Regions from separate parts of the Homo sapiens genome. Here region 2 is linked to region 1. The links are chromatin contacts, found by Hi-C in ENCODE. All regions are on one chromosome and are shown on one strand. The core of a region is the stretch at or near the end of the contact, and the rest is flanking DNA. Distances in the headings are between cores, read along the strand shown. Region 1 holds the start of DAP-DT (DAP divergent transcript). Region 2 holds the start of LINC02100 (long intergenic non-protein coding RNA 2100).

Region 1 (4,271 bases), core at 104-2,603:
AAAGTTTCTGAGAGTGGTCTCAATTTAGGAAGTTTATTTTGCCAAGGTTAAGGACGTGCATTGACACAACCTCAGGAGGTTCTGATGACATGTGCCCAGGGTGGCCAGGAAACATCTTGGTTTTATACATTTGAGGGAGACATGAGACATCAATCAATACGTAAGATGTAGGTTGGCTCTTTAGGAGGTAAAATGTGAAGTGGAGGCGTCCGGGTCATAGGTACATTTAAAGGTTTTCTGATTGGCAACTGGTTGAGAGTTATCATCTAAAGACCTGGACTCAGTAGAAGGGAATGTCCGGGTTGCATGAAGGAGTTGTGGAGACCAAGGTGTTATCATGCAGATGAAGCCGGGAATACACTGCAAATGTTTCTTATCAGAGTCCTCTATTAGTCTTAGGGTCTCCGTGCGGATGTTTGTGAGGCCATGTTTGACTTCCGCTTCCCATCAAGGCCTGAACTAGTTTTTCAAGATAACTTAGAAGGCCACAGGCGGAGGGGAGGGTCCATCCGTTGGCTGCAGGGCTTAGAATTTTATTTTTGGTTCATAACGAGGAGGGCAGGGACAGAAGCCACCGTCTCTGCTCCCCAGCGCTGGCCCTCACTCGGAAAGCAGGCTCTCCCCTCGCATCGTCTTTTAACAAATTCCTGCTCTCTCGGCCCCCGTCGCTGCCATCTGGGCTCTCCTTTCCGCGCTTCATTAGGCGCTGCCGCGGCAGGGGCTGAGGGCCTCAGGGGACGGTCGCCTCCCTGCCGGGACGCCCCGGCCCTGGCCCGCACTGTGGGGCGCAGTCACCCAGCCGTCGCCGCGTAGCCAGGAGCCCGGCTGAGCGCGTTCGCTGCAGGAGCCATCCTCAGCTGGGCCCTACTTAACTTTCCGCAACTCCAGTCCCCGCAGCCAGTCGGGGACCCCGCCTCCCTCTCCTTCCTTCTCCCTCTCACTTCTTCACCCCTTCTCTCCCCTCCCTCCTCCGCCCCCGCCCCCGCCCCCGCCCCCGCCCCCGGCCACAGCATCCGACGTGGCGCGGCCGGCTGCGCACGCACCGTATGCTTGGCTCGCGGCCCAGCAGGGCGGGCGGGCCGCGGTGACGTCAGTGCGCATGCCGTCGGTGGGCTCGGCTGCGCCACGTCGGCGCGCGGCGGCCGCGCCCCCTTAACGGCAGTGGCACTCACCCGGCTCGCGCGGCCCCGGCGCCCCACGCGCGCGCGTCGTTCTCCCGCCCGCTCGCTCCCCGGCGCTCACACCTGAGCTCACTCGCGCACGCCCGCCCGGCCCGAGAACCGCGCCGCCGCCTCGGCCCCGCGGAAGCCCCGCCGCGTCATGTCTTCGCCTCCCGAAGGGAAACTAGAGACTAAAGCTGGACACCCGCCCGCCGGTACTGACTCTTTTCCTCTCTCTCCACGCGCGGGTGCCGGGGGCGGGCTCGAACCCGGGGGCGCCGGGCGGGGGCTCCGCGGGGAGGGCCCCGGCGAGCGCTGAGACGGGTTCCGGGCCTTGATGCCCGCCCGAGGGGCGCGGGCCGCGGAGAGGTCGGGCGCCCAGGCCCGGGAGGAGCCCGCCGGAGCTTCGGCCCCGCTTGCCGGCGGCGGCGAAGCGTTTCTTCCTGAGGACCGCGGGCGGCCGCGTACCTGTGCGATTGCGCGCAGGCTCCGGTGCCTTGGGCGAACCCAGTTGCACAACTTATAACAAAGTTTTGGCGGATAATATTTACTTAGAGGATACAGATGTCTAGAAAGAAAGTAGCAGAAGCAATGAAAAGTCAGTGGTGTTAATATCATGGTGATGATTAATTAGAGGCTGCCAGCGTTTCATACCGACTCAAGAACCAAGGAGCGGAAATAATTTTTATCATTAATCACTCAATATGACTTTCACCGCCAGTTTCTTCCACATCCAGATTTTTTTTTTCCCCCAAAGTTGCTTTTTCTGATTTTGAGCAAATCCTAAACTTCTGAGCCAAGGAAGTTAAAGCCAGGAAAGAGCGGTCTTTCTTAGAACATAGGGATCTAAGCAGCCTTCATGCTTCTGCCACCTCCTCCTCTCTCTGGGCACAGTTCCTGTTTGCACTTTGGATTCTGTCCAGACGGGTCTGTTTCCGTTTCTACTCTCCTTTCCAGTGGCAGTCGGCCCATATGGAGGGACACTGGTGAGAAGATCAAAGGCCTTGGGTCTCAGAAGCCAAGTCACTTCAATGTATGGATGCGTGAGGTTCTTTTAGGTCTTAATAGCACGCCTTAGTGTCATAAACTCAGTCTTGTAGGAACAGAAGTCTTTGAGAAACATGGCTTCTTTTGGTGGCACATTTGCGCCATTTTCTTGACAATAAAGATTCCTGGCCAGGCGCGGTGGCTCATGCCTGTAACCCCAGCAGTTTGGGAGGCCAAGGAGGGTGGATCACTTGAGGTCAGGAGTTCAAGACTAGCCTGGATAACATGGTGAAACCCCATCTCTACTAAAAGTAGAAAAATTAGCTGGGCATGGTGGCGGGCGCCTGTAATCCCAGCTATTCAGGAGGCCGAGGCAGGAGAATGGCTTGAACCCGGGAGGCAGAAGTTGTAGTGAGCCAAGATTGAGCCAAAGCACTCCAGCCTTGGCGACAAAGCGAGCGAGACTCCATCTCAAAAAAAAAAAAAAAAAAAAAAAAGATTCCCATTATCCTTCTCTGCTGTCCTCCGCTATAGGGCGGGAATTCTCTGCACCAGCACAATGAATAGGAGCCGTTCTTTAAATATGTTGCAGTCCAGAGTAGGCAATATTTTTCAGTGGTGACGGAGGCTCTCTACAACAAAACTAACTGGCACTGGGAAAGAAAAATGTCTAACTGATGCCAGAGAACTTAAGAGGCATGGGGTTTTAGAAAATCATTCCACTGTGATGGAAAATGGTTTTGGGGGAATTTGTGTTGCATTGGTTTTAAGAAAAAAAGTACTTCAAAGGGAGTTTTTTTTTTGATGGGATTTCTTTTAAGGATAACTGACTTCCATTCCACCACAGCGGGTCCCTGTCCACTGTGGGGAGGAGCGCCTTGATTTCCACCCCGGGCAGGGCTGCCTCCAGGAACTGCAGCAGCCACCTGCTCTGGCCCTCCACTCCCCAGGACATGGGTTACATTAAAGCGTATCTGTTGGAATGATACAGAACCAAAGTACAGTAATTAAATTGCATACAGAGACACACCCATAAAGAAGTTTTTTGTTTTGTTTTTTGAAACAGAGTCTCACTCTGTCACCTGGGAGTGCAGTGGCACGATCTTGGCTCACTGCAACCTCCGCCTTCTAGGTTCAAGAGATTCTCCTGCCTCAGCCTCCCGAGTAGCTGGGTTTACAGGTGCCTGCCACCACACCTGGCTGATTTTTGTATTTTTAGTAGAGACCGGATTTTGCCATGTTGGCCAGGCTGGTCTTGAACTCCTGACTTCAGGTGATCCACCCACCTCAGCCTTCCAAAGTGCCCATATGGAGATTTTTAAGGTCAGAGGTATAAACTGTACATACTCACTCCCTGGGAGAAATTCCTTGCTGGACTCTGGTTTTCTTTGAATTGCAGAGTAAACAGCTAGGCTTTGTGAATTACAGAGTAAGTAGTTTATTTACCCCTGAGGAGGGAAGAGGCAGCTTATTTGTGCTAGTGTAGCAGTGAGCTTGGGTTCTAAGTTTGAAGACATCACTTCACGCTTCACTGGGGCTCAGTTTTTCTCCTTTATGAAATTCGAGGTTTGGGCCTCGGGGCAAGTCACAGGGTGGGGCTGTGTTTGCTGCAGTGAGTCTCACGTCCCGCTTCAGCATCAGGGTACCAGCACTGTTCATCCCCCAGGTAAACTCCTCTAGTAACTTCAGGGCAACCCCTTTAGACTTACGGGGTGAGCTCTTGCGGGTGGCTGTCACCATCTGTCATCTGTCTCCAAGACCATAGTTAGAGGAGGGGCCCAATAGCAGCACCCCTCAAATGCCAGCAGCATCCCTCAAATGCCAACAGCACCCCTCAAATGCCAACAGCACCCCTCAAATGCCAACAGCACCCCTCAGATGCCAACAGCACCCCTCAAATGCGCTTTCCTAGATGTTACAGAGGACCATGTGTGAACCTTTTCTGGCAGGAAGCTCTGGTGTTCTTGTTTAGTCTGGCATTGCCAGAGAGTAGGCAGCTCTGAAGGGTAGATAGTTTTTAAAAAAAAAAAAAAAAGGCGGCCCACTACACTAAAGGATAATCATCAAGGATAGCCAAGAGCACAGTTCATAAATCAAAATCACTGCCTTAAAAATGTTGAGAAT
Region 2 (4,378 bases), core at 640-3,139, 8.0 Mb before region 1:
TATTCCCATTGTATTTAAGTTTTGTAGTTGAGTGACTGCAGCTCCCACTGTTAGATGTGACACACAGAGAAGAGCAATTACAGAGCTCTTCAAAGATGCAAGTGATGCCCTCACAAATCTGTTTCACAAGGCATTAGTCAAGGGTATATCTTCTGGACCCTCCCAGCTTGGATGAGTAGGTCTAAAGTGACTAATCCACTCCACCATCCCAATCTCTCTAAGCCTTTAGATCCCTGCCTCTACATTAAACCAAGAAAGATCAGGCATTTCCAGCTCGCTCACAGTGGGCCATCTGTTAATCCATATTTCAGCTAACAAAGCAAATAAACTATTAGAACCTTGTTTAACTCCCCAAGCTGCAACATTAAATGCAGAGTCCATACTTAGTAGGCCCAAATCAATAAATTCAGCCTGATCCACCTCTGATCCTTTCACCATTATCCCACACCCTTAATATTCATTCCCGTGCCTGTTCTCCAGATTTCTGTTTACAGAAATTAGAAAACTCAAGCAGTTCTTTTTGACTGTAGTGCACCTCCTCATCAGTCACACTCTCAACCTCACCTCCAGGGGCCCACCAGGACTTTAGTCTAATTATAGGTCTAGAAGCAAACAGGGGTGTGGGGATGCCTGCTGAGGAGAATCAACATTATCTTGCCTGGCAACTGCCTCAGGGGAGGCCAACACTGTGGCCTCAGGCAGCATAGGGTTTATCTCCTCAGACAAAGTTGGAAAGGCTGATGGCAGCATGGGTTTGGGAAGGAATGTTGACATTACTGGGGATGGAGAAGCTGTTTCTTCTGGCAAAAAAGTTTCAATGGAGTTTACAAGCACAGTGTCCCCAGCATCATCAGGGTCCTCTCACATGTCCCCATTCCAAGTTGTAGGGTCATGTTCTTTTCCAATTAATGCCCTCACTTTAACAGTAGACACCTGGTGAGGCTGTGCATGCACCTCTTGTTGCAGGTCAGCCACTCACATGATAAAAGCTTGTGTCTGCTTTTCCACAATTTCAGCTTTTTCGCTAAAGGAGATAAAACTCTCATTCAGGGCAATCATAGCAGATTTGAGGCTCAGTATCTGCTTCTGAAGCTGGGAGTTAGAATTTCTGAGTTCATCATTTTCTTTCATTACTTTGTCAGGTGAACTGAGGAGCAACCAACCAACTTCATTATGTTCCTTAATTATATATACATATAGTGAAAGGTATTATGTATAGAGTCACTAAACTCCTTGCCTCTCATGGGTGGTGAATCAGGAGTGTCAAATGCATTTATTTTGCATAACTCTCTAAGCAGTTCATGCCAAGGATTGTCAGTATTCTCCATACAATTAGAAATAGAGTCCTTAGCATTTTGGGGTCTAATTATATTAAGCAGCCAACTCCAGAAACCCCAAAACCAATGAAATAACTGCATTCTTACCATTTTGTTCCTCTAGAACCATTTCTGGTACCAAAATTTGTATGAGGATTCCCTAGAGAGACAGAACTAATAGTGAGGGACTAGGTGGCTAAGTTGGCTGGACTTCCTGGGTCAATAGGGACTTCCCTAAGGGGACTTTCCCCTAAGCCAAAATGAGTCACAGCTGCAAGCTAAGGGTTTGAAACTTCAACCAATCATATAGGGAGTTTAAGCTCTAGCTGCAGTCTGATGTTTTTAACCAGTTAGGCCCACCAACCCACAAGTGGATAGAAAATAAGCTAATTCAACAGGGCAGAAAAAGGAAAAGGGGAGGGGTCATAAGGGAACATAAGCATAAGACACTCAAGCTAGAAACAGCAACCCTTCTGGGTCCCCTTCCACTGCGTGGAAGCTTTACTTTCGCTTTCACTTTACTTTTGCTTTCACTTTAATAGATCGTGCGGCTGCACACGCTTTGGGTCCATGCATTTCTCTAATCGAGCTGTAACACTTGCTGCTGCGGTCCATGGCTCCATTCCTTGAAGCCCACGAGACCAGGAACCCTTGGATTGAGAAAAAACCTTCAATTGGGAGGATACTTCTTATCTCATTTCTAGGGGCCCATCCGGGATTTCTCCACAGCAGTGAGTAATATTGGACCCCTTTCACTTGCTATTCTGTTCTATCTTCTCGCTAACAACTGGAGGAAAACACTGGGCAACTGTGGGCCACTTAAAAGCGACAAGCATGGCTGCCAGATTTAAGACACGGGTGTGAGGCTTTCCAGGAAAGGGCTCTCTAACAACCCCCAGCCCTCTGGGCTGGAAGCATTGGTGTGCCTGGAGCCAGTTCCACCTTTCCTGGGAAAAGCTGAGGGCTGGCTAGAGGCGGAAAACTATTGTCCCGAACTCCTGGCACTGACCCAGTCGAGATCATGGCACAGCGAGAAGCCTCTACTCTGCAGACACCCATGCATGCATTCTCTGCCTTCTCTGACCATGCCTCCTGGGTCCTAATGTCCTCAGAGATGACTTTCTTAAGTCCCTATCCTCTAGAATTTTTCCTAACCCTGAGTCTAAGAATCTTTTGGCTAGGAGCCTAAGTCAAATGGGGAGGCAATCCGAAGACCCTTGCACATGGTGTGCCCAGACTTATTCTTATGCAAATTGGTATCAATATACTTATACGGGACTTGTCCCTCATAACCTGTATCCTGGGCACTATCTGGGACATCAAACGGCATGTCAGTGGCTGATAGAAGGCCTAGGACATTTTCCCTTTTGTTGCCCTAAACTTACTCCAGATTGTAGAGGCTACTTTAATTACCAGCTTTCCTGCCTGGGGTCAGCGATTAGAACTGTAGAACTTTGGGCTGGGCATGGTGGCTCATGCCTGTAATCCTGGCTAGCATGGTGAAACCTGTCTCTACTAAAAATACAAACAATTAGCTGGGCGTGGTAGCAGGCGCCTATAGTCCCAGCTTCTAGGGAGGCTGAGACAAGAGAATGACATGAACCCAGGAGGTGGAGCTTGCAGTGAGCTGAGATCTCACCACTGCACTCCAGCCTGGGCAACAGAGTGAAACTCCATCTCAAAAAAAAAAAGGACTGTAGAACTTCTCGACTTGAAGCAGTCAGACGTATGGGCTGACAACAATGTAATAGACAATAGGTCCCCTGATCCAAGTCCAAAGGTCAATGAATATTCTTTTGAGGGAAAATGGGGTCAGAATTCGGGTACAAAAAGCACTGTTCCAACCTTGGTCCTCCAATTTGCCACTGCCTACTCTAAAACTGTTGTGCTCCAGTGCCATTTTCAAGGAATTTATCTTGCTGGGACAACTCCAAGCCCAGAAATATGCTAATTGGTGCCTGGTCTCTGAACTCAAAATACACCCCTAACCTAAGACCCACTCGCAGATGCAAAGACAACTGTGGGCATGCTGGTAAGGAGCCACTAAAATCGAGCAGCCCTGGGCCCTTTTTTCTGTGGCTAAAAAGAGGCAGGAAATGAGTGTGAGCAAAACTGCTATGTTAGTAAGCACAATTAAATCTGATAAGCAGAGTTCCATGGGTGATTGGGCACCCTGGAAAGAAGAGGACACTAGAACCATAGGGGATGCCCTAGGGAGAGTGCTCACTAGGTGATGACTAGGGGTGCAGGCACTCCTATGTTCTCCTTTCAGATAGGAGACGTTCCCTCAAAAGCTAAGCCACTCCTAAGGTGTAGTCTGGATAATTGGGACCAATTAGACCCTCAAATGCTGAAGAAGAAGCGACTTATATTTTTCTGCAGCACCACCCGGCCACAATATCCTCTTCCTGGAGGAGAGACATGGCCACCCAAGGGAAGTATAAACTATAATACCATCCTACAGCTAGATCTCTTTTGTAAAAGAGAGGGCAAATGGAGTGAAGTGCCATATGTACAGGTTTTTTCTCACTAACGGAAAACCCACAATTATGTAAAAAATGTAATATATATATCCTACCGGGGATCCTCAAAGCCTACCCCCATACCCAGGGCTCCCCACGGCTCCCCCTCTGACTAGTAAGGACTCTCCTTTGGCCCTAACGGCCCAAAAGGAACCAGACCCAAAGATAGTCAAGTAACCAAAAGGCGCCAATGGCCCTCGATTGTGCCCCCTCCAAGCCATGGGAGGAGGAGGAGACTTTGGCCTGGTGTGAGTACATGTCCCCTTTTCCCTCTCAGACTTAAAACAGATCAAACTGAACGGAGAAAAATTCTCAGATAATCCTGATGGATGCATAGATGTCTTACAAGGATTAGGACAATCTTTTAGTTTAGCATGGAGAGATATTATGTTGTTGTTAGGTCAAACATTAACTCCCAACAAAAAACAGGCCACCTTAGTTGCAGCCCAGGAGTTTGGGGATCTCTGGTACCTAAGCCAGGTAAATGATAAAATGACATCAGAAGAAAGGGAACAACTCCCCACAGGCCAACAGGCAGTT

The links. Hi-C counts contacts between places; a loop is a spot of excess contacts on that map. Pooled maps may share reads with other maps.
Region 2: a map of CD8-positive, alpha-beta T cell shows a loop between it and region 1 (9-fold over the local background). The contact joins the promoter of LINC02100 here to the promoter of DAP-DT in region 1. A Hi-C loop is called at or near these places in 1 of 168 maps with a recorded cell type or tissue (CD8-positive, alpha-beta T cell), 2 of 37 single-sample maps with no recorded cell type and 8 of 50 pooled maps.

The regions. Positions count from the first base shown.
Region 1 is chr5:10,758,118-10,762,388 of GRCh38, reverse strand. It overlaps DAP-DT (DAP divergent transcript), which reads right to left and starts at 1,353. Exons shown (of 3, transcript NR_187555.1): 1 at 1,173-1,353. DAP (death associated protein) reads left to right here and starts at 1,155. Exons shown (of 4, transcript NM_004394.3): 1 at 1,155-1,375. The coding sequence starts at 1,321. RefSeq lists silencers at 620-1,089, 1,170-1,599 and an enhancer at 252-1,097.
Region 2 is chr5:18,743,667-18,748,044 of GRCh38, reverse strand. LINC02100 (long intergenic non-protein coding RNA 2100) reads left to right here and starts at 1,889. Exons shown (of 2, transcript XR_007059121.1): 1 at 1,889-2,047. RefSeq lists enhancers at 1,458-1,737, 1,748-2,107, 2,568-2,767, 2,958-3,087.